Linked DNA regions of Homo sapiens: region 2 is linked to region 1. Evidence: read pairs that join two places in POLR2A ChIA-PET (ENCODE). Cell type or tissue: GM12878. All regions are shown on one strand. Links, peaks and the distances in the headings refer to the core of each region. The heading gives the core; the rest is flanking DNA. Region 1 has its middle 30 kb from the start of NIPAL1. Region 2 overlaps TXK (TXK tyrosine kinase).

The links. ChIA-PET counts read pairs that join two places held together with the same protein. Peaks named below come from ENCODE experiments on the same cell type or tissue, not always from the same donor. Only the 100,000 strongest peaks of a DNase experiment are listed, where the experiment ranks them.
Region 2: POLR2A ChIA-PET joins it to region 1 with 6 read pairs; 1 of 35 experiments calls an interaction of 5 or more read pairs at or near these places.

What each region holds. Positions count from the first base shown.
Region 1 is chr4:48,040,282-48,052,874 of GRCh38, reverse strand. No RefSeq gene overlaps it. Among named protein-coding and RNA genes, the nearest start is that of NIPAL1, 30 kb to the right of the region's middle. RefSeq lists an enhancer at 5,043-5,242. In GM12878, for the core only: no CTCF peak of the experiment used is centred there; a DNase peak (open chromatin) is centred at 5,374; H3K4me3 peaks cover 1,573 bases; H3K27ac peaks cover 6,144 bases.
Region 2 is chr4:48,097,835-48,110,427 of GRCh38, reverse strand. TXK (TXK tyrosine kinase) reads left to right here. Exons shown (of 15, transcript NM_003328.3): 6 at 5,473-5,527. It also overlaps the pseudogene RNU6-838P and the pseudogene LOC124900886. Among named protein-coding and RNA genes, the nearest start is that of TXK, 30 kb to the left of the region's middle. In GM12878, for the core only: no CTCF peak of the experiment used is centred there; a DNase peak (open chromatin) is centred at 6,756.

The sequences.
Region 1 (12,593 bases), core at 3,880-11,879:
TACTCATCTGACAAAGGGCTAATATCCAGAATCTACAATGAACTCAAACAAATTTACAAGAAAAAAACAAACAACCCCATCAAAAAGTGGGCAAAGGACATGAACAGACACTTCTCAAAAGAAGACATTTATGCAGCCAACAGACACATGAAGAAATGCTCATCATCACTGGCCATCAGAGAAATGCAAATCAAAACCACTATGAGATATCATCTCACACCAGTTAGAATGGCAATCATTAAAAAGTCAGGAAACAACAGGTGCTGGAGAGGATGTGGAGAAATAGGAACACTTTTACACTGTTGGTGGGACTGTAAACTAGTTCAACCATTGTGGAAGTCAGTGTGGCGATTCCTCAGGGATCTAGAACTAGAAATACCATTTGACCCAGCCATCCCATTACTGGGTATATACCCAAATGACTATAAATCATGCTGCTATAAAGACACATGCACACGTATGTTTATTGCGGCATTATTCACAATAGCAAAGACTTGGAACCAACCCAAATGTCCAACAATGATAGACTGGATTAAGAAAATGTGGCACATATACACCATGGAATACTATGCAGCCATAAAAAATGATGAGTTCATGTCCTTTGTAGGGACATGGATGAGATTGGAAACCATCATTCTCAGTAAACTATCGCAAGAACAAAAAACCAAACACCGCATATTCTCACTCATAGGTGGGAATTGAACAATGAGATCACATGGACACAGGAAGGGGAATATCACACTCTGGGGATTGTGGTGGGGTCGGGGGAGGGGGGAGAGATAGCATTGGGAGATATACCTAATGCTAGATGACACGTTAGTGGGTACAGCGCACCAGCATGGCACATGTATACATATGTAACTAACCTGCACAATGTACACATGTACCCTAAAACTTAAAGTATAATAATAAAAAAAAAACATTATTCCAGCTAGGCATGGTGGTACACGTCTGTAGTCCCAGCTATTCAGGAGGCTGAGATAGGAGGATCACTTGTGCCCAGAAGGTCAAGGCTGCAGTGAACTGTTTGTGCCATAGCACTCCAGCTGGGGCAACAGAGCAATAACCTGTCTCAAAAAAAGGAAAAAAAACAGAAAAATTATTCCAAGAAGGAGTATAAAGCCTTCCCTAGACTTCTAAAGAGATCTGTAGCATAAAAAAAGATTCAAAACTCTTCTGTATCCAGTAGGATTTCTGAATCTGGAGGGATATATGCTGGGCCACACACAACCAATCAGCCACTTACTGTTGGCTACAAAGCGACCCATGAGGATTTAATTTTGGCCAGTCCAGCAAGCTGATTCCCTGATGTGCATATCCAGCCAAGCCTTTTTCACCCCACATATTGTCGGGACTGGTGCTTGGTTCTGGTTTGCATGTCCCCTTTACTACTGGCCTTGAACCCTCTATGGTGGGATCCAAGACGTGATGAGTGAAGAGCCTCAACTGCCCCCATGTTTGGCAGCAGAGAGAGAGAAGCTGTCTCCAACCACCCCCTCCAATTGGCCTGGGGTTCATCTTCAGATGGGCACTTGAGCCTCTCTTTTCCTCTGGAGCCACACCCCAGCTAGTTGAAGGGAGACAAAGTGGGTGAATCATACCTCTCTGGAGGCAGGGTAGCTCCATGCCACTTTCAAAACAAGACAAAACAAAATCCAATTTGAACTGGCATTTTTGGTTATTACTACCAGGCAGGGTGTGCTACTGGCATCTAGTGAGTAGAGACCAGTGATGTTGCTAAACATCCTACAAAGAGCACATACCCCCACAACAAAGAATTATCCAGCTCAAAATGTTAACAGTTCTAAGGCTAAAAGGGGTATCATTAGACCCTGTGACTGTGAAGTCCAGGGGTACAGACATTCACCCTGTTATCATCCTTCCAGCTCCATTTCTCATGTCTCAGGCTGCCTCCTCTTCCACCCCTCCCAGATGAAAAGTGGATGTTGTGGTCACATACCTTAACTTGACATACTATACTATCCAGAGGGAGAGAACGTCTCTATCCCAGCATTTCCACCAGAGTCCTGAGGTTCTCTCTGACTGGATCAGATCCACACGCCCTCCAGGAACAAATCTCTGTAGCTAGGGATATGGAATGCTTTGACTGGTTTGGACTTGGGCACATGTTTCCTCAAGAGCCACAGCTGAAATCCATTTACCTTGAAAATAGAAAATGAGAGCCATTCAGAGGGTCTGGAAAGGGGAGTGATAAATGCTGGAATGATAATCAACAAATACCAAATGCTCGTCTTTTCCCAATTCCCCTCTTGCTTTCTGGCCATTTTCCATGCAGTCCATCATCTTATCTTATCTTTTCTTTTCTTCTTTATTTTTTTTTCTTTTCTTTTCTTTTTCTTTCTTTCTTTCTTTTTTTTTTTTCAGACAAGGTCTCACTCTGTTGCCCAGGCTGGAGTGCAGTGGTGTGATCTTGGCAACCTCTGCCTCCTGGGTTCAAGTGATTCTCCTACCTCAGCCTCCAGAGTAGCTGGGATTATAGGCGTGTGCCACCACACCCAGCTAACTTTTGTATTTTTTGGTAGAGACGGGGGTTTCACTGTGTTGGCCAGGCTGGTCTCGAACTCCTGGCCTCAAGTGATCTGCCTGCCTTGGCCTCCCAATGTGTGGGAATTGCAGGTGTGACCCACTGCACCTGGCCCCACCATCTTCTCTAGTAACAAACTGGAATGCTTCAGCTATGACCTTTGTTTTTCTAATGCAAATTAGCTCAAACATGATGAGTAAGTTGGGAGAATGTTGTCAATATTTAGTGCCGGTTGGCCAGGTTCTGTTTTCTCTAGTACTTTAACATTTTGAAGTGATCTGGGGGCAAATTTTCTCAAAATTAGACAGCCTTAACAATATATGAAAATCTTAAGAAAAAGCTGACAATCCTATGCAGGTACCTTCCTTGAGTGCAAGCAGTGGTGGATTTGGTGGCTTCCACCTCATGGAGCTGTCTGGGAAAGCTGAAGATGAAGTTGAAGAATCTGCTTGGATTGGAGCAATGTGCTCGGCTTCCTCTCTGTACCTGGATCTACAACCTCACTGAGCTCACCTCCTGCTACTCTCCCATTCATCCATGCGGCCCCTGGCCTTCCTGCTGCCCGCTGCACATGCCAGCCAGTCCCTTTCATCTCAGGGCCTTTGCACCTGCTGCTGTTCCCTTTGCTGGCAATGTTTCTGGATACATGTCTCACTTCCCCATCTCCTCCAGGTCGTTGCTCAACTGTCGCCCTCTCCTTGAAGCTTTCTCTGACCACCTCCGATTAAAATCGCAACCCCACGTGGGCATTCCCTGTCTCCCTTCTCTGTATCATTGTTCTCTATAGCTCTTAACATTATATAACAAATCATACACATTTTTTTTTTACCTATTTCTTTGGTCTACTGTCTGTCTTTTATCCCCACTCTCTTTCAACTGTAACATTTGTGAGGGCAGGTATTTTTGTCTGTTGCATTCACTGTTGCATCTCTAGGTCCTAGGACAGGGCCTGGCATAGAGCTGAGCTAAGTAAGTATTAATGGCATGACCCAGTTAAATAAAAGTAGTGGGATCACCCAGAAGCTTCATTTTCCAGAGATGTGAGATCCAATCTGGTAGGCAGCCTCCTCTCGGGATTCTGGGCCAACCCATTGCATTTCTATAGAGCAATGGGCTGTTTTTTCATCTAGTTCCACGTGACAACCTCAGCTGGTCATTGTCCTTCTTCTTTTTGGTATAGATCTTACTTTTTTCAGAACAATTTGGGTTTACACACAACTTTCTGTATCTCCCTTTCTCTGTTTAAATAGACAAAGAAAAATACACTATGTTAGGGACTAATATCAGATTGATAGAAAAAAAAGACACCTGAATACATCTATGGAGAAATACAAATCCATATTTTATAAACAGATAAATACTTTGGGCTGGGCGCGGTGGCTCATACCTGCAATCCTAGCACTTTGGGAGGCCAAGGCGGGTGGATCACCTGAGGTCAGGAGTTCAAGACCAGCCTGGCCAACGTGGTGAAACCCCATCACTACTAAAAATACAAAAATTAACCAGGCGTGGTGGCAGGCGCCTGCAATCCCAGCTACTCAGGAGGCTGAGGCAGGAGAATCACTTGAACCTGAGGGGCGGGGGCTGCAGTGAGCCTAGATCATGCCACTTCACTCCAGCCTGGGTGAAAGAGCGAGACTCCATCTCAAATAATAATAATAAGAAGAAGAAGAAGAAGAAGAAGAATACTTCATAGAAGAAGCAGATTATCCTTACGTCTACAGCAGGAATGGAAGTTTCCTCACACTACTGTTAGATGTACAGACAAGCTGTAGCTCTTTTATTTTGCCTGTAACTTCTGTAGATTTCCTCATGTGTCCCTACTGGCTGGGTAGGGCTGGCGAAACTTGATTGATTTTAACCCTATAACTTTAGCTTAGTGCAATGATGAAAATATTCTCATTCAGTAAAATGGATAGGCTCTCAGGTCTTGCTTCTCCTTTTCTGTTTCTGCCCAACACAGCATCTGAGTAGAGCAGGGAAAGGGGGAACTTTATCTAGGAGTGACATTCAACATAATTAACTGATTTGACACAGACACAGACCCACTGGAGTGGATGCTAACAGCTAGCAATTAGTAGCCCTTCCAATGCAGACTGTGACTCTCAGCCCTGGCAAGGTGACCTCACAGCGGTGAAGTGAAGGGGAAGGGCTGTTTGTATTGGAGCAGTGTCTCTTGGCACCTCTGATCTCCACAACATTTCTTATCATCCTAGTTGCTGCTTATCCAGCTAGCTTTTGCAGGTGGAGCTGGTGACTGGTGTGGACTGGTCTTTCCTGACTTGGCTAGGGCACAGGAGTTCTCCCTGGCTGATTTGACCTCACCCCAGCTCTTGCTGGCACTGCAGGCTTATGGTGTAAGTTTAGACTCTGCCACAGTCTTCATTGGCCCCTCAGCCTGGGCTGCAGGTCACCTTGCTCTTGAAGGGTGAGTGCCATGTCATTTCTTTGGGAAATGATTCAACTCAGCTGCTTCCAGAGGACCATCTTGAGCACATGTGGGAGCTTCTGGGTCCTGTCCATACCACACAGGGACTGAGAATAGCTCAAAAAGCTAAAACTTTACAATTTTGCACTCCTGCCTCTACCCTCACTCCCCTGCTTAATCATGCTGTGCTGCAGAGTTTGTCCATGGCTGCTTTCCAGACAGTTCGTGGGGCAATTCCCTCCAGGAATCTGAACACAAGGCAGAATGCAAGCCTCCCTGCCCTTGCCAGTACCCTCTACCTGGCCCTCCTGCCCCTGCAGTATCTTTAACCCCTCTAATATCACTCTCCCTCTTCTGCCCGCAAACCACTGGGCTGGAGAATGTGAGTGTTTCACTTCCTCTTCCTGGTGTGGTTTTCACACACTAGAATGATCTGACAGCTTTTCAAAAATACCATTGCCCGTGTCTTACCTTCTCATCCTCCTTCATCTCCCCAGTTCTGATTTAACTGCTCTTGGGGGACCCAGGCATTGGTAGTTTTAAAACCAAGCACCCCAAGTGATTCCAATGGGCAGCCAGGGTTGAGCGTCGCTGTTCTAGGGCAGTTGTTATTAAACGTCCCTGCCTATTAAAATCTTGTGGGAGCTTTAAAAAATCCTGATGCCCAGGCTGCACCCCAGGCCAATTGAATCAAAATATCTAGGGAAGTCATTGGTATTTTTAAAGGGTCCTTGGGCTATTCCAATGGCAAATGTGAAAACTAGGGTCCTTCTAAGCCAGTTCTTCTCAAACTTTAATGCACTAATACATACAGTCACCTGGGGACCTGGTTAAAATGTAGATTCTGATTCAGGAGGTCTGTGGTGGAGCTTTAGATTTTGAATTTATAACAAGCTCTCAGATAATGACACAGGTGCTGGTCCTTGGACCATATCATTCTTCCCAGGGTGGCATTTGTCCCCCAACTCCCTTAACTAACAGGATTTCAGGAAGAGGAAAACTAGCTTGCGGGTAAATAGAAGACTTTCAAAAGGATTATACCCATAATATATGGCAACAGACAGCTTCCCAGTGGACACTGGGTTTATATTCCAAAAGTCACCTACAACTCTCTATTCTTCATGTTTTGGAAGGCTAAAATACTCAATTTTGAGGGCCCTCTCATAGCAAGCATACCACATGAGAAAGTTCCATGTAGTGAGATATAGCTAGAAGTGCCTGGGGAGGACTTCCTTTCCCAAATACAAAGCCCAGGTCTTAATAGAAGGAAAAAATTTTTTGTGTCTTCCTGCTTGGAATATGGCTTTGGGACCTGGAAGTAGAGCACCCATCTGTGACTCTGAGGAAACGGGCATGAAGATGAAGTCCTGGAGACAGGGTTGCCAAATAAAATATGAGACAACTGGTAAATTTGAATTTCAGATAAATAATGAATCATTTTTTAGTGTATGTGTTGTGGTCACCCTCTATATTGTCATCAACCCCAGAAATGGATGAACCCCTTACCCCAAATTTGGTTCAAAGATTGGGATTATTGATGCCATACCCCAAGAGGATATGAAAAGGTTTATGACTCAAATAATGAGGCTTTCTGAGGAGCACAGGGCAGGCTCCCAAGCAGGTCTGAAAATAGGTTGAGCAAGTGGGGAGGGCAGGCTGCCTTGGGGTTTTATGAAAGGGCTGAGGCCGGTGTGGTTTGAACTTCCAGCTGGCACGGAGGAAGGGAATTACTTTGACTTTCTTATCGTCTTGTCCAGGTGTAGGGAAGAAGGGGCAGGGGTGTGCTGGGGCTTGCAAGTTGTCAGCAAATATGGAAAACAAAGTCAGACTCTTTATTACCATAACTATGTTACAAATATTTTATGGGACATGCTTATACTAAATTTTTTCCATTCTTTATCTGAAATTCAGGTTTAACTGGATGTCCTAACCTGTGTTTTTATTTGCTAAATCTGGCAGCTCCACCTATGAAGTAGAAAAATAGAAGCCTGGTCCCTCCTAGTGATCTTCAGATGCTGCACTGATTCTGAGTTGCCCACTTCCAGACTTGTTATATGAGACAAGGCATTGGTGGTTTTAAAACCAAGCACCCCAGAAATCAGAGTGCTTTATTTAAGTCTTAAGAAATAGGACTTAAGTCTTATTCCTAAATGTTGCATTTCTGCTGACTCTTCTGATGGCAGCTAGTGGGCTATCCAATTCCACTTAGAAATCTTTATCAAGCCCTTAATTATACTGATGACTCTAATAGGAATGGCTATTGTGGATGCCAAGGACAGCACTCAAATGCAGCTTTGCTGCTTCCTAGCTTCCTAAGCTCTTCACCAACTTGTGCCTCCTCTTCTGTAAAATGGGCATGATAACCCATATTTCACAGAGTTGTTAGAATTAAATAAGATTGTGTGTATGAGATACTTAGAACAGTCTCAGTACTTGATAAGTCTTAGCTAATATGTACTTATTTATTTGAATTAGTTGAATTGCTTGCAGTAAAAATGTTATGGACTGAATGTGTCCCTTGTTTCACCCAACCAAATCCATTATATTGAGATCCTAAGCTCTAATTCGATGGTATTTAAGATGGGGCCTTTGGGAGGTGATTAGGATCAGATGAGGTCCTGAGGGTGGAAACTTCTTGATGGGATTAGTGCCCTGATAAGAAGAGATGTCAGAGGCTGTGCACAGTGTCTCACACCTGTAATCCCAGTACTTTGGGAGGCCGAGGTGGGTGGATCATGAGGTCAAGAGACTGAGACCAACCTAGCCAACGTGGTGAAACCCCATCTCTACTAAATGTACAAAAATTAGCTGGGTGTGATGGCGCAAGCCTGTAGTCCCAGCTACTCAGGAGGCTGAGGCAGGAGAATTGCTTGAACCCAGGAGGTGGAGGTTGCAGTGAGCTGAGATCACGCCACTGCACTCTGGCCTGGCGACAGAGTGAGACTCCGTCTCAAAAAAAAAAAAAAAAAAAGATGCCAGAGAGCTTGCTCTAGTCTCCTTCCCAGCTCCCCCACAGCAATAAGGCGGCTATCTGCAAGCCAAGAAGAGAGCCTCACCAGAACGGAAACTTGCAGGTGCCTAATCTTGGACTTCTAGCCCCCAGTGCTGTGGGAAATTTCTGTTGTTTAAGCTACCTAGTTTATGGTATTGTGTTAATGGCAGCTCAAGCTGACTAACGTAAAGATATTCTATGTCAATTTTCATGTAAATATCTTAGGTATGTTATTAATAACATTGTTGAATTCGCTATGTTTTTCAAGAAAGTATAACTATCATTGTTGGGGGAGGGTGGGAGCAGATTATGTACCTTATTTCAGAGATGGTCAAAATCTAAGAAATTGAGAACAACCACAACCACAGAATGTGTATATCATTATTTCAGCACTTTTTTTGAAAGGAACTCTGAAATTGGGATGTGACTTCTAATAGGCGAGGTCTTAGATTAGATCTGTGGTTTTCAACCCTAGTTGCATATTCAAATCATCTGGGGAGATTTTAACAAATATTGTTATCTTGATCCTACCCTCAGATGTTCTATTTAATTGGTCTGAGGTGGGGCCCAGGCATGAATCAGACAGACCTAAGGAATAGGTAAGTTAATTAATTAATTTGTTTGTTTGCTTGAGACAGAGTCTCACTCTGTCACCCAGGCTGGAGTGCAGTGGTGCAATCTTGGCTCACTGCAACCTCTGCCTCCCGGGTTCAAGTGATTCTCCTGCCTCAGCCTCCCAAGTAGCTGGGATTAAAGGCGCCTGCCACTATGCCCGGCTAATTTTTGTATTTTTAGTAGAGACAGGGTTTCGCCATGTTGGCCAGGCTGGTCTCGAACTCCTGACCTCAGGTGATCTGCCTGAGTAGATCTCCCAAAGTGCTGAGATTATAGGCATGAGCCACCGCCCCAACAGGAATAGGTAATTTTAAAGTAGATTTTAAAACCCTCTGCAGGTGAAGGTAAATGTATAGCCAGGGCCAAAAACATTAGATTAGATAAAATACTTTATGTACAAATGTTTACTCTGGGTTGAGGCTTCTTGTGAGGTTTATTAAAAAGTGGATCACAGGGAGAAAGATTCCCCTCAATGCTGATGACTAACAGCTTTTCAACAGGCTATCGCTGGTTAACTTCACATGTTTTAGCTAGTTTCCCTGCTAGTTCACTGATGGACAAGGGTTAAAAGCAGTTGTGTCAGCCACCAGAATAGCTATGGATCAAAGCTAAGTAGAGCACAGGGAATACAACGCTATGTAACAGAGAGCCAGAAACCCATCAGGGAGCTTGTGGCTTCTCCTTACTTGATTTCAATAGTACCAGGACTCTGGAACAAAATACTAGAGGTGCTGAGAAACTGGTGGAATTCTACACTATGTATCTCATCAGGAGGCTGTGCTATATGCAGAATTCCATGAAACCTTAGCAAAGAGCCAGAGATTCAAGTATTTCAAAAGGGGATTTTTTATTGTGTGGAGTCTGCTGGTTGATTAGAGAAATGACAATCAGGTGAGTATATTTCTGACTAAAGGCAGTGATATCTGGTCTGTTTGGTAATGAAATTGAGCATGTTTCTGCTTAGCTACATATTTTGCCTCTCGCCCTTTATATTCTCATTCATGATGATGAAGTCACCTTTCAGAGACACCAGACACATACATGTGTTTGATGGCAGTGTTTATTCTTCACTCTGTTGGACTGTGAATTGTTTAGATATTGTGAAAGTAGATCACATGTTTACATTGCAGGTATCTCCTTTCTCCAGCCCCTGCTATCCCACGCTGAACAGCAAAACAAAGAGTAACACTTTCTCTAGTTTGACTAGTTCCTCCAAGCTTTTCACTTTTCCTTTTTTGCTGCAGGTTAATCTTCAATCAGCAGATCTCCCCGTAAGAAGTGAAACTGTTTTGTGTAACCTGAATTGCATTGAATTCCTTAGGTCTGTCTGATTCTAAACCAGTTTGATTCTCACAGTGAGAAATCAACATGGCACTGATGGTGGTCCTTTTTGTCCAGATAAACTTGATCCAGTCTGTTTCAGTATTGGCTGAAAAGACCAAATCACTGCGTTATTTAAATTCATGCCCTGAGATCCTGAAAGTGGAGTCTCAAAACTGATAGAAAGCCTTGCCTTTTAAAAATGTGCATGCGAGATTACTCAGAAGGAATTAAGTTCTAGCAAGCTAACAATGGTAAACAAAGCCTCATTTCATTCTTCCCATAAAAATTTGTTTTCTTTTTCTTCCAAGTCTTGCCCATTCTAACCCAGCTTTACAGTTCCATGGTCAAGGAGAGGAGATATTTCTTTTATTGAAATACATTTTATTGAAAACTCTTGGTAATACGATGAAACATTAGCGTGAACACAAAGGCAAAAGCAAATTAAGCGACAAAGAGGCCTTTTGAGCTGAAGGGCTGAAACCGCCATTGCAGAATATAGCTAAGAGGATTGTTGCAGTGAAAGATGTCTGACTTAACTGACTCCATCTTGCTTCCAACCTCCAAGCTGTCCTTGTTCATTCCTGGGCGTAGGCTGAACTGACTTTGGGAGGAACTTAGTTTATAGTTTAACTTTGAAACAAAAACGTTAACAGCCCTTTCCCAAAACAAATTCCTTCTTGCCTGTGGAATAGACTGCCTTTGTAGGACTAATGAATTCACCACAAAATTATAAATTATGGTTTACGAGTCATGTAGCTGGATGCTACAAAATTCTGACCCTTCCCAAATTGCTCCTGGGGATAACATCACTATTATAAAACCTAAGATCAGTACTTGAGATATTTTGTAGAACCTGCACCTTATGGATCAGCTGGCACCACCCAGGTGGATAAACTGGCTCATCGCATCTTGTGGCCCCCACCCAGGAACTGACTTGGCTCAAGACAGCTTCTACTCCTTATGATTTCATTGCCAACCCAGCCAACCAACACTCCTGACTCACTGGCCCCCCACCCACCAAATTTTCCTTAAAAACTCTGATCCCCGAATACTTGGGGAGACTGATTTGAGTAATAATGAAACTCCTGTCTCTGCACTAGCCAGCTCTGCATGAATAACTGTCTCCACTGCAATTTCCCTGTCTTGATAAATTGACTCTGTCTAGTCAGTGGGGCAAGGTTGAACCCATTGGGCAGTTAGAAGGCTATTTTGCCCATTCCTGAAACAATCTGTGTTATTGGCCTTGAGCTATGGGGCGTGCTTGAGTTTATTTTCTGAATGTTTGCGAGGCACAATTAACTCAGGGAGGAGCCATATGTCATTACCCAGTACCCATTCTAGAGGTAATGTAGAGGTTTTCTCTCTCTCTCTCTCTCTCTTTTTTTTGGTTTCTTTTGTTTTTTGGAGAATGGAGTTTCACTCTTGTTGCCCAGGCTGGAGTACAATGGCACAATTTCGGCTCACCGCAACCACCGCTTCCCGGGTTCAAGCAATTCTCCTGCCTCAGCATCCCAAGTAGCTGGGATTACAGGCACGTGCCACCACACCCGGCTAATTTTTGTATTTTTAGTAGAGACAGGGTTTTGTCATCTTGGCCATGATGAAACCTCCAGGCTGGACGAAACTCACCTGAGCTCCTGACCTCAGGTGATCCGCCCGCCTCATCCTCCCAAAGTGCTGGGATTATAGGTGTGAGCCTCTGGGCCCAGCCTCTTCTGCTTGATTTTTTAAAGACAGGATCTTGCCCAGGCTGGAGTGCAGTGGCATGATTATAGCTCACTGCAGCCTACAATTCCTGGACTTGAGGGAATCTCCTACTTCTGTTTCCTAAGTAGTTGGAACTACAGGGACATGCTACCACACTTGGCTAATGTTTTTAAAAATTTTTATAGAGACGAGGTCTAGTTTTATGGCCCAGCCTTGCTCAAACTCCTGGCCTCTAGCTATCCTCCCACCTTGGCCTCCCAAAGTGCTGGGATTATAGGCTTGAGGCACTGCACCCAGCCCCTAGATAATTTTTTGAATTTTTATGAATTTAAAACAATTGAGGGTGTTGTTCTCAAACAGGAATTCAAACCAAAACAGAAAATTTATAACATGATGTGGCTAATCCATGAAGCAAAGCTGTAGTTCCACAGAGCTAGAAGAAAACTCACTGAGGGTTTATAAAGCATGGTACCAAATATATTTATACTAGTTATTGTTCTGAGGGGAGATTTTATTATTGACAGCTTTGAGCTTTTGTTCAATTTGAAGGATAAGAGTTTCTTCTGTTCAGGTGCTTTTGTTTAAGCTGTTACATGGGAGATGGTCTTGCAGAGAGCCTTCTAAAAACAAATTTCAATTTCAAGGGAAACAAAATAGCAACATTAACATCAGTGCAGTTTTTTTTTTTTTTTGAAACACTGAAACATTTATTTTGTGAGATGAGTCAGAGCCTCCCTCTGTTGCCCAGGCTGGAGTGCAGTGGCATGATCTCAGCTCACTGCAACCTCTGCCTCCCAGGTTCAAGCAATTCTGCCTCAGCCTCCCAAGTAGCTGGGATTACAGGCGCGTGCCACCATACCCAGCTAATTTTTTATATTTTTGGTAGAGACAGGGTTTCACCTTGTTGGCCAGGCTGGTCTCGAACTCCTGACCTCAAGTGATCTGCCCGCCTCGACCTCCCAAAGTGCTGACATTACAGGCAT
Region 2 (12,593 bases), core at 2,316-10,315, 59 kb before region 1:
GCGTTAATAATAAAGAGACGTTTGATCCTTATCATGGTTGATTCAGAAACTTCTTTTCCTTATACTTATTTTTGTTCTGTTTTGTATAGCCACTTTTTCTGTTTTAACAGTGACAGCCTGAACCCAAACACTCATCTGGCACTTATTTTACTATATATCTTAACTGGAAAATTTACTTTAAAAAATGACATTAAATTTTCAATGAGTGGTAAACTTAACCATATAGATAAAGTACTATATTTTGGCTTATGTTTTTATATGTTTTAGAAATAGCTGACGATAAGAACTAGGCTAATGCTGTAGTTTGGAAGAACTGTTTGGCATGTTCACTAGAGTTCCGCCTGAAATCTATTTTTGTTACAATTACAGATTTGGAAGATGGAGGAAATCTTAGCAATCACTTTTTTAGCCCCTCATTTTGCAGATGAGAAGACTGATAGATTACAGGTAGAGAACGGCCTGAGACTAGTCATATGTTTTTTATAAATTTAGATTTTCAGTTTGAGCATCTCCCCCTACCTTCATCCCACTTGGGCACTTATCTTAAAATTAGCATATGCTTCCACCAGGTGGCAGTAGGTAATATGCATTGAGGCATTAAGACAAGTGCTTCTCTGAGAACCAGGCAGCAAATACAATTGAATGAGAGAACCTCCTTGGTTGGTCTTGCTACTAATAAAGCCCACCTGGAGGCCTAACTCAGTACATCTCTCCTAAAACAAATTCGAATTCAAAAGCTTTGGTGGATAATGTAGACTTTATTGGAGGAGAGAAGGAGATGACTTCAGGACACATGACTCATCTACATTACTCTATGAGATTTCTCCAGTAGCTATTTCTGTTCTCTCTCCAGTCACTCTCCTCAGCTCCATCATAGGATCTCTTCTCTCTTTTCCCACCTTCACTTGGCCTCCTGTCTCTATTGGAGCCATTTAGCCCTTCCCGAGATTCTAATCTCCAGTAAATCAAAGTTCTCAGGTGACTGAACCCACCTTCCTTAGAAAACAGTTCCAAAGTGCTCACTTCGGCAGAGCATATACTAAAATTGGAATGATACAGAGAAGATTAGCATGGCAATTTTTAAAAATTGAAAACAAAAGAGGCCAGGCATGGTGGTTCATGCCTGTAACCGTAGCACTTTGGGAGACTGAGGTGGGAGAATTGCTTGAGCTCAGGAGTTCAAGACCATCCTGGGCAACATGGTGAGACCCTATCTCTATAAAAAAAGGACAGAAAAAAAAAAAAAGCAGTTCCACAGCTATCTACTCAAGAGCATGTCCTCATGAGGTCTCACTGCTATCCTGAGCTGAAGCTGACCAACAAAAACAGGCCTCTTGCAAAGCCAGGTCAGAGATTTTGTATGTATTTACAGATATTATATGAAAATCTCTTGCTCAGAAAAATTAGAAAAATGAGACTTTTTTTCATATAATTTGGATTTTACAAGCGATTAAAGGAGACATTTGTGAAAGTAGCTAACACAGTGCCTGGTGGTTAGTGAATGGACACTCACTACCTAGGAATGTTACTTTCCACCCTTTCATTATTCATTAATTTGCTCATTGATTACCCTGTTTAGACAAGGCCTAGGCTCTGGCTATAACAGCCTGTTTATACTGTGGATGTTGGATCATCTGAATTAAACTACTCTGGGGCTACAACTGCTACCTCATTTCCTTGGGCCTTGATTTATATATGTGTTTTTTTAAAAAATCATCCTTTTTAAAATGACTCCAATTATGAGAAAACTCATTTTTCATTTTATTGCTGTTTTTAAAAACAGCTTTATTAATATGTAGATAAAATAGCTATCATTATTGATCACTGAAATTTATTGATCACTATGTGCCAAGCACTGTTCTAATGACTGTACGAAAGTTACTGCCCTAGGTTGAAGTACTAGAGCATGTGTATAGAAATGGGAACAACCTGGGTCCAAATCCTGGCATCAGCACTGACTAGTGCTTTGGTTCTGGGCAGAGTTACCTAATGTCTCTAAACTTCTGAATGATCTGAAAAGCAGAGAAAATAGTATCTATTCTATCTGTTACATAATACATGTTCAATACATTCTAGTGATTATTATTATTTCATGAACTATGAAACTAACAGGAAAAACATTTACAGTTTGGGCTACCATGCCTGGTATTTACAGGCATTCAACACTCCTTCGTTACTTCAGTCCTCAAATCACCTTATTTGTTCCATCTGTATTTATTGTACACTTACGATGTACCAGATATAACAACCTGAAATATACAGTTATGGAACTTACAGTTCTTGGGGAAAAACAGACATTAAACAACCCTAAGTCCACAAATAAATGTACAATTTTATTTATTTATTTATTTATTTTTGAGACAGAGTCTCGCTCTGTCACCCAGGCTGGAGTGCAGTGTCGTGATCTCGGCTCACTGCAAGCTCTGCCTCCTGGGTTCACGCCATTCTCCTGCCTCAGCCTCCTGAGTAGCTGGGACTACAGGCGCCCGCCACCACGCCCGGTTTTTTTTTTTTTTTTTTTTTTTTTTAAGTAGAGACAGAGTTTCACGGTGTTAGCCAGGATGGTCTCAATCTCCTAACCCCGTGATCCGCCCGCCTCTACCTCCCAAAGTGCTGGGATTACAGGCGTGAGCCACCGCGCCCGGCCCATAAATGTACAATTTTAAATCGTAGTGTTATGATACACTGGAGCCTGGGGCGGGGGTTGGGGCGAGGGCGGCAAGGGGAGGGAGAGCATCAGGAAGAAGAGCTAATGGATGCTGGGCTTAATCCTAGGCGATGAGTTGATCTGTGCAGCAAACCACTGTGGCACACATCTACCTATGTAACAAACCTGAATATCCTGTACATGTACCCCGGAACTTAAAATAAAAGTTGAAGAAAAAAAATAAAATAAACTGTAGTGTTTTGAAGGAACAGTATTGGACGCTGTGGAAGAAAACAGGGCAGGGGATGTAATTCAGATGGGGGATGTTGGGTTGGCTCTGAGGAAGTGACTTGAGGTCTAAAGGTGGTAGCAGGTAGTGTGTGTTTTGGGGGGAGGGTGGGGTATGGTGGAAGGAATGCTGTGTCAATGTGGAGTTCTGATATTTCAGAGGAACCTTTGTGCATAGAAAGATTTATGGCTACTTTAAATGAATATCCGAATTATCAATATTACAATGGAAAAACCTAGTTTTCAGAAAGTCCTCAAATTCAACTTATAAAATTTGGTATACTATATATAAATCTAAAGAAGTAAGAACAATCAGCTTAATTCAAACTCAACATACTAGATATCCTTAAACAATCAGTCCTATTTATAAGCTCAGTTAATTAAATTTTTGGAAACTTTTAATTTGCATTAATAAACTGAATAAATTCAGTTTTCTTCCAAAGTACTTCACATGCCTGACAGGGCAAATTTACAATTGTAATAAGCCCTATGCAAGTCTTTAAATGATCCTGGAAATCTAATAAACTAAACTTATAAATGTGGGAAATCAAGTTCTTTTAACTGTACAAATATCATTTTAAAAACAAGTCAAATTATCTTCAACTTCGGATAACAAGTTTAAAATTAATTATGCCTTTTAAATCAGAGGCAAATATCTAATATGCCAGATTCTCTTAAAATAATAGATATTTTAAATACCAAACATATTGATTATTCCTGAACTTTACAGAAGCATGAGTTTCATTTATCTCATTATCTGTACACGGAATCCTTAATCTTCTCACAGTTAGAAAGTCATTTACTAAGAGAAGCAGATTTACATTCTCAGATCTAATGGGGTTTCTAGATCAAAAATTCAAGAACACAATACTGTTTACTTATAGAAATCTAAGATTGGGACATGAGACCAGAGGTGTTCACATAACATACAGGATGTTTCTACTCACCCATAGCTGGACGTGCTGGATTTAAAAAAAAATGTTCATAGGATTCCTGTCCCTAACTCCTTCATACACATCATTTGGTCTTAGTTGTAATCAATGTTGTCTAGGTCTAAGAGTTGTCTAAGAGTTACAGTTTTACTTACATATTAAAAAAAAAAAACCCTTCTAACTTTTATAATCTGATTTAAATAGATGAAATTCTGAAATACTGTGCTCTTGCCTCCTCTAAGTTCCATTCGTTCAATCTCTTTCCTGCCTGATAGAATTCTGAATTATTTTAAAAGATCTTGAATTTGTCACATACTTCTATCTGGCAATATTAGATTAAGTTTAAAACCTTCTTAAAAATCTTGTTTTTGAGTGCTTGCTTCGGCAGCACATATACTAAAAATTGGAACAATACAGAGAAGATTAGCATGTTCCCTGTGCAAGGATGACACACAAATTCATGAAGCATTAAAATTTTTTTAAAGTCTTGTTTTGAAATGAAAGCCTTTCAGTTTTCCTTTCTCTCTCTTTTGTTCTACCATTTTTTCTTTCTCCTTCCTGTACAACATTTGCTTACTGACTAGGTATTACCATATCAAACTGTATGTTTAGCTTACAGTATTAGTTAATTATGTTTACTGTGTGTACTTCTGATATTCTAAAGTCATTTAACTACATGTTTCATGCAGAGAAAAACAGCATGATTGGGGGCAGAAAAGGGGTTGGTGAATCTGAGGAAGGAAATAATTCCAATGAGACTGAAGCTTAGTGAGTGAGGGGAGACTCAGGAGAGAGATGAGGCGGGAGAGGGTGTTAGAGGCAAGTTCATGTATTGGTTGTTCCATGTATTCTGTTTTTTGATTTTTTAAAAATTTTATATTAGATCTAGAGGGTACACATGCAAGTTTTTTTTTATCAACAGTATATTGTGTAATGGTGGGTATTGGGTTTCTGGTGTACCCATCACCCAAATAGTGAACATTTTATCCAATAAGTCATTTTCCAACTCTCACCCCCACTTCCATCCTCCCTGCTTTGGGAGTTCCCAGTGTCCATTATTTCCATCTCTATGGCTATGTGTTCCCCCTGTTATCTCCCACTTGTAAGTGAGAACATCTACTAACTACTGACTATACTATGACGTAATATACTTAGGAGTGTCAGAAAAGTAAGAATGGGCTTTAATTTTTGGAAGGGGTAACAAAGCACCTATAAAAACATGTAAATAGGAAGTTTCTGAGAGGAAAGACAGAAATGAGTATTTTTTCAGTTTGTCTGCCAAAACTCAGTGTTTGTTCAAGATGATTTACCACATACCTTTCATGGAAATTTATAAGAAGTTAAATCATTCATAATGATATACTAAGTGTATATTGGAAGCTGAATTGAGATATGATAGAATAAACTAGATATTGATTTGAAAATAAAATTATTTTAAACTTAATTAACCCACAATAGTATATTATTGTTTATCTGAATTTAAAAAAACACTCAACTTTCTAAGCTCAGTTCTGAAGTAAGTTCTTAAAAATGAAGAAAATGAAGCACTTTTTTCTTAAAAAAATTGAATATAAAATTTAAAAATCATTTTTATTGCTTTTACAGGTGGTACCATAGAAACATTACCAGAAATCAGGCAGAACATCTATTGAGACAAGAGGTAATTCAATGTATTTGTGGACATTTTCAAAATCTCTGAGAAGTACTTATAAAGACTTTAACCAACTAAAAAAGTATATTATTTCTTGTCTTTTCTAGTTCTAAAATATCATTACATCCCAACTATATATTTTATGTGAAGTTGTAAATCAGATATATTTGTATTAGATCATGTTTTCCATCAACTTTCATTATAATTTCAGAAATACGTTTCTCCTGAAAGGCTTTCAGCTCCAACATAGGCAGACTCCTGCATTCACTCCAAGGTGCATTCTGCCAATGGACTCTCTCTCTCTCTCTCTCTCTATATATATATATAATATATATATTATATATATATATTATATATTATATATATAAAATATATATAATATATAATATTATATATTATATATATAATATATAATATTATATATTATATATATAATATATAATATTATATATTATATATATTATATATAATATTATATATTATATATATTATATATAATATTATATATTATATATATTATATATAATATTATATATTATATATATTATATATTATATTATATATTATATATATTATATATTATATTATATATTATATATATTATATATTATATTATATATTATATATATTATATATTATATTATATATTATATATATAAAATATATATTATATATAATATAATATATAATATATATATATATATTTTGAGACATGCTCTCGCTCTGTCACCCAGGCTGAAGTGCAGTGGCTCGATCACAGCTGACTGAAGTCTTGACCTCCTGGGCTTAAAGCTATCCTCCCACCTCAGCCCTCTGAGTAGCTGGGACTACAGGTATGCCACCATGCCTGGCTAGTTTCTTTGTATTTTTTATAGAGACAGGGTTTTGCCATGCTGCCCAACTGGTCTTGAACTACTGAGCTCAAGTGATCAGCCCGGCTTGGCCTCCCAAAGTGCTGAGATTACAGGTGTGAGCCACCACGCCCAGTCTGGAGTCCTGTATTTGAGTTGCTCATTATAACCTTTGCATCAAAGGCAGTCAAGTATAAACTTGATCCTCAGGAACTTAGGTTAGACTCATTAAAAACACAAACAAAGAAAAATACATGCTGCTGCAGTTTCTTTGTTCTTTGGAAACAAAGGAAAGAGTAGAATAGCCAAAATATGAAACTGAGATCAAAACTGCTCATTTAGGTCAAACCAACACAAAGCTGCCTATAGTTTAAATTTCCAACTGTCAGTAAACATTAACTGTGGGTAAAAGTAGAGTCAGAACTAGAAACTAGGTAAGAGTATGTGTGTCATTTTGCTCTGCTGTTGGATATTGAGGAAATCTAGAAATGCGAATGAGAAATAATCAGTTCTGTAACTCAAAACTCAATGCCAGTAATGGCTCAGGGTACAATGAAGACCTACTTCATAGCAGGGGCTATAGGCAGAGAATGAGGGACACAGGCCCATCCTCAGGTGACCACGGATGGAGGTTGGACAGGCCTCACTTGCTTGGAGGAAACTGAGTGTGGCAGAAAATATGCTATTTTCCTGGTATGGTCACAGCAAATGGCCTTTTGTAAGGTGACATTAATAGGTCCAACACGGAGAAAAAAAATTTTATGACAGGTGGGCAGAACGAGAGAAGGAAAGTCCCAGAGGAGGTCCACAGTTATCACACTGGTCACAGGTAATATGGCCCAAATCACTGGGCTGTGCAGATTCAGTATAAGAGCTTCTGCATCTGACAAGAAGCCAGACAAGGCAAGGGTCTTATCTCTTTTCAGAGACTTGAACAGGGAATTATACGCACAGGCCCGCAACCCAGATATGGCAAATATTAAAACTTGGCCATGACATTTTAAAAATAAATAAAACATTACAGATACAGTTGAAGCCCACCCCCTTCATCTTTTTGGTCCTCTCTCATTCCCTAGAGGCAATCGCGGTAGAAGGGTATGTTCCTGTTTTGTCCATGTGTTTGTATTTTGATCATATATGCAGGCACATAAACAACCTATAACATTATTTTATTTATTTTACCATTTGACAGAAAGGAGATCATATGTATGTTGATTTTTTAGTTAAACATTATGTTTTCAAAGTACCGTTATGGGTACATATACTATAGATCAAATACATTCCTTTAACTGTGTATTAGCATATTTCATATGACTATATAAAATTGTATTCAATGTGGATAAACATTCAAAATGTTTCTGATTTGTTACTGTTACAAACAGTGCTGCAATGAATTTTCTTATAAATGTCATCTTGTACACAAGGGCGAGATGGAATTATGTGGTCACAGGGTATGTGCAGATTTAACATTATTAGATATTTTCAAAACATGATTCAAAACGGTTATACTAATTTACGCTCTTGTGGTGAATGAGATAAACTGGTTTCCAACATTCTTGCCAGCAGGTGGCAAGTAGTTTCACAGTTTTTTTTCAATTCATTGGGTGAGAAATTGTATACCTTCTCAAACATTTTCTTGATTACCAGTGCAACTGAGTTACTTTTGAAGTGTCTGTAGGCCAGTTGAGCTTACTCTTCAGTGACATGCCTGTCAATATTTTTTGTCCATTTTTCTATAGTGCTTGCCTTTTAAACTTGTAAGTCTATATTTAAAAAATACAGCTGGGGGTGGTGGCTTAAGCCTGTAATCCCAGCACTTCGGGAGGCCGAGGCGGGTGGATCACTTGAGGTCAGGAGTTTGAGACCAGACTGGCCAACATGATGAAACCCCGTCTCTCCTGAAAATACAAAAATTAGCCAGGCATGGTGGCGGGCGCCTCTAATCCCAGCTACTCAGGAGGCTGAGGCAGGAGAATCGCTTGAACCTGGGAGGTGGAGATTGCAGTGAGCCAAGATCATGCCACTGCACTCCAGCCTGGGTGACAGAGCGAGACTCCATCTCAAAAAAATAAATTAAAAAAATAAAAAATAAAAAAAGTAATATTTTGAATACCGATCTTTTCTGTCAGTTATATGTTGTAAATATATTCTGGTTTCTGGCTTTTAGGAGAACTTTATATTGTTTTCTTGCATAGAATTTAAAAAGGTTAATGTGGTCACATTTCTCAAATTTTCCTTTATTATCTGTGCTTTTTTTTTTTCTTAGTATAAGAAATTTTTCTTCCTCTTGAAGTAGTTAATGGATTTCTATCCTCTTTTAAATGTATTAAGGATTTGCTTTCCACATCTGGGTCTTTATCAGAAATGAGTGTGTATGTGTATATAAAGCATGGGATATTTAAAATATACATATTTTTTCTATGTATCTTAAAAATGTTTTTCTAATTTATATATTTTCTAATTTTTATTTTAAAAATACACCTGGATTAAATCCTACTTGTCATAAGGCATTTAAAATACATATTCTGGTTTGGGTTTCCTTATATTTTATTCAGCATTTATCCTGTTGTGTTCAAAAGGGACCCTGGCTTATAATTTTCTGTTCTCTTTGGTTTTAGTATAAAGGTTACATTAACATCATAAAATGAGTTAAGGGATGGGGCTTTGTCTGTCTTTCCAATCTCTGGAATAGTTTATATTGGTTGGTTAGCTACTATAACTGTCTTGTAACAGTCCAGATATGCTGCTTTTGCAAACAGGTAGATACATGACTACTGATTGAATTTCCTTTTCTTTTTGAAATGTTTGATAATTTATATTTACCTAGAGAATTGCCTATTTTAAATTTATTTTCAAATTTATTGCACAAACAATTCATGGCAATATCCTATAATTTTTATTTATTTCATATTTCAATAGTGAGTATGTTCACGTGGTTCAAAATCGAAAGATTTTGGAAAGTTTTCTTCCATCTTGTCTGCAAGCCACCAATTTCCCTACCCACAGAAAAACTACTATTAGTTTATTTTGTGTCCTTTCCAAGATATTTAATACATACACAAGTAAGTTCAAATATATTTTCTTGTTGTTACTTTTACACAAACGATAGCATACTATATACATTTTTATATATATATTTTTTTACATAAGGATATATATTTAGAATCTTTCCACATCAGTACACAAAACATGTCCTCCTTCATTTTATACCTGCATAGTGTTCTTTAGTTTGAGTATATCACAATTTTTAAAACCAATTCTTCATTATGAAAATTAAATAGTATACATTTCTTTTGCTGTTGAAACAATGCTACCATCCATAACCTATACACATATCTTTTCCCATTTATATGGGTTTGTAGGATAAATCCTCAAAGGTGCAAATTCTGGGTCAAATGAAATATACATTTCTAATTTTAACAGGTATTGAAATGTCCTCAGTAGGAGTTGTATCAATTTATATGCCTACCAGAAATGTAAGCGAGTCTGTTTTCCCATAACCTTTTCAGACAGCACTTTATAGAAAACATCTGGATCTTTGCTCTCTGACACCTCATCTCAGTGTGGATTTAATTTGCATTTCCTGTATTCTGGGAATGCTAAGCATTTTTTATATGCTAAATTTTATATGTCTGTATTTCCTTTTCTGTGAACTCTGTTCATATCCTTTGCATAGTTTTCTATTGGGTTTTTGATGTTTTTCTCAGAATTTGTAGGACCTATGAAGCTATATTAAGGAAATCAGCCCTTTGTGACATGTGGCATTATTTCCTGCAGTTTTTCTATTGTCTTATGGCCTTTTGGCCTGAAGACTATTAAAATTCTCATGTTTCTTGATCGCTTTAGTGGTTTTATTTTATGCATTTTTTTTTTTTTTTTTTTTTTTTGAGATGGAGTCTCTTTCTGTCGCCCAGGCGGGAGTGCTGTGGCGCGATCTCCGCTCACTGCAAGCTCCGCCTTCCGGGTTCACGCCATTCTCCTGCCTCAGCCTCCCGAGTAGCTGGGACTACAGGCGCCCGCCACTGCGCCCGGCTAATTTTTTGTATTTTTAGTAGAGACGGGGTTTCACCGTGGTCTCGATCTCCTGACCTCGTGATCCGCCCGCCTCGGCCTCCCAAAGTGCTGGGATTACAGGCGTGAGCCACCGCGCCCGGCCTATTTTACGCATTTTTATCTTTGATCCATTTGTAATTTTTCCTGATGTAAGGAGTGAGATATGGATCTGACTTTATTGTTTTCTGGATGGTTACCAAACATCCACCTTTCTGCACTGATTTGAGATACCACTGTCATAATAAACAAAATCCCTATTTTGGACTATATCTGGGCTTTCTACTTGGTTTTACTGATCAGTCCTCATAGAGGACTACTACACTGTTTTAAGTACAGAGGCTGTCTCTAGTGTGGCTAGCCTCCCTCATTATTCTTTTTCAGAAATATTCTGAATGTATTAATATATATTTTTTGTCCATATAAGCTTCAGAATCACCTTGTCTCATTTTAAAAAATCTTCCTGTTGGTTGGTTGCATTAAATGTACAGATTAATTTGGGAAAAAAATTTTCAGGCATTACAAATCAATGAGGTTTGGGGATCCATTTGTTCTAGAACCCATATATTGATATTCATATAGAAAAAAATTAAAATTAAATTCATGGCTCTTGGAAAAATAACCATAGGTATATTAAACACCTAATGAGAAAAGCAAACATTTTTGTATTCTTCAGGAGCATTTTAGAGTTTTCTTTGTACAACTTTTGCACATTTATTTTTAAGTTTATCTTAAAGTATTTCATCTTTTGTGTTGGTGTCATAAATGAGTGTATCTTGTTTTTACTTATGAAGCTTTTTATTTCTGTGAATTAATTTTGTAACTGATAATTTTGGTGAATTCTCATGTTTTATGTAGTAGGTTTTCAGTTGATTCTCTTGGGCTTCCAGTATACAATCAGCAGCCAACAGTGATGATTTCAGCTCCTCTTTTATAATTTTAATATAGTACTTTTAATTTTTGCCTCTCACTTAGTTGAATTGGCTAGTGTCTCCAGAACAGTATGAAATGCCAGTGATGATAGTTAGTGGGCATTATTTCTTTTTTCCCATTTTTTTTTTGTTTGTATGTTTGTTTTTTGACAGTCTTGCTCTGTTGCCCAAACTGGAGGGCAGTGGCGCAATCTCAGCTCACTGCAGCCTCTGCCTCCCGGGTTCAAGCAATTCTCGTGCCTCAGTCACCCAAGAAGCTGGGATTACAGGCATTTTCAGTAGAGGCAGAGTTTTGCTATGTTGGCCAGGTTGGTCTCGAACTCCTGGCCTCAAGTGATCTGCCTGCCTCGGTCTCCCAAAGTGCTGGGATTACAGGCATGAGCCACTGCGTCCGGCCCTTTTTCAGATTTTATTTGGAATGATTTCCACATATAGCACGATGCTGGATTTGAGACTAAAGTGAGTAAGTGCTATTGTGTTAAGGAAGTACACACGCATTCCTATTTTATTGAGAATTTTTAAAAATTGATACTAGAAGTTGAAATTTGTCAAATGGCTTTTCAACATCTCTAGGGATGTTCGTGTGGTTTTTCTCCTTAGCGCTGCTATATATGTTGGTGCAAAAGTAACTGTGGTTTTAATAGAAAAAAACACAATTACTTTTGCACAAACCTAATAATATGATAAATTATGTTAATAAAATCCCAAATACTGAATTATTCTTACATTCATCATGCAATTCTTCTTGGTCATGGTATATCATTCGTTTGTGCCATGGGATTTATTTCTTAACATTTTATTTAGAATTTTTACATTGATAAGACTGGTCAGTAGTTTTCTCTTTTGTGCACAGTTCTGGCGGTGCTGTTGATTATTGATATTAAGCTCATTTTTTACATACAAACTGAAAAGTTTTTCTTCTTTTCATGTCATGTGCTGTGGCATAGTTTCATCTCTATACCATTTTTTTCTTTAAGGTTCGGTACATTGTAATGTGTGACTATAGTACTGTTTAAATGTGGGAGCTTTTGGCCGGGCGTGGTGGCTCATGCCTGTAATCCCAGCACTTTGGGAGGCCGAGGCGGGCGGATCGCAAGGTGAGGAGATCGAGACCATCCTGGCTAACACGGTGAAACCCCGTCTCTACTAAAAATACAAAAAATTAGCTGGGCGTGGTGACGGGCGCCTGTAGTCCCAGCTACTCGGGAGGCTGAGGCAGGAGAATGGCGTGAACCCAGGAGG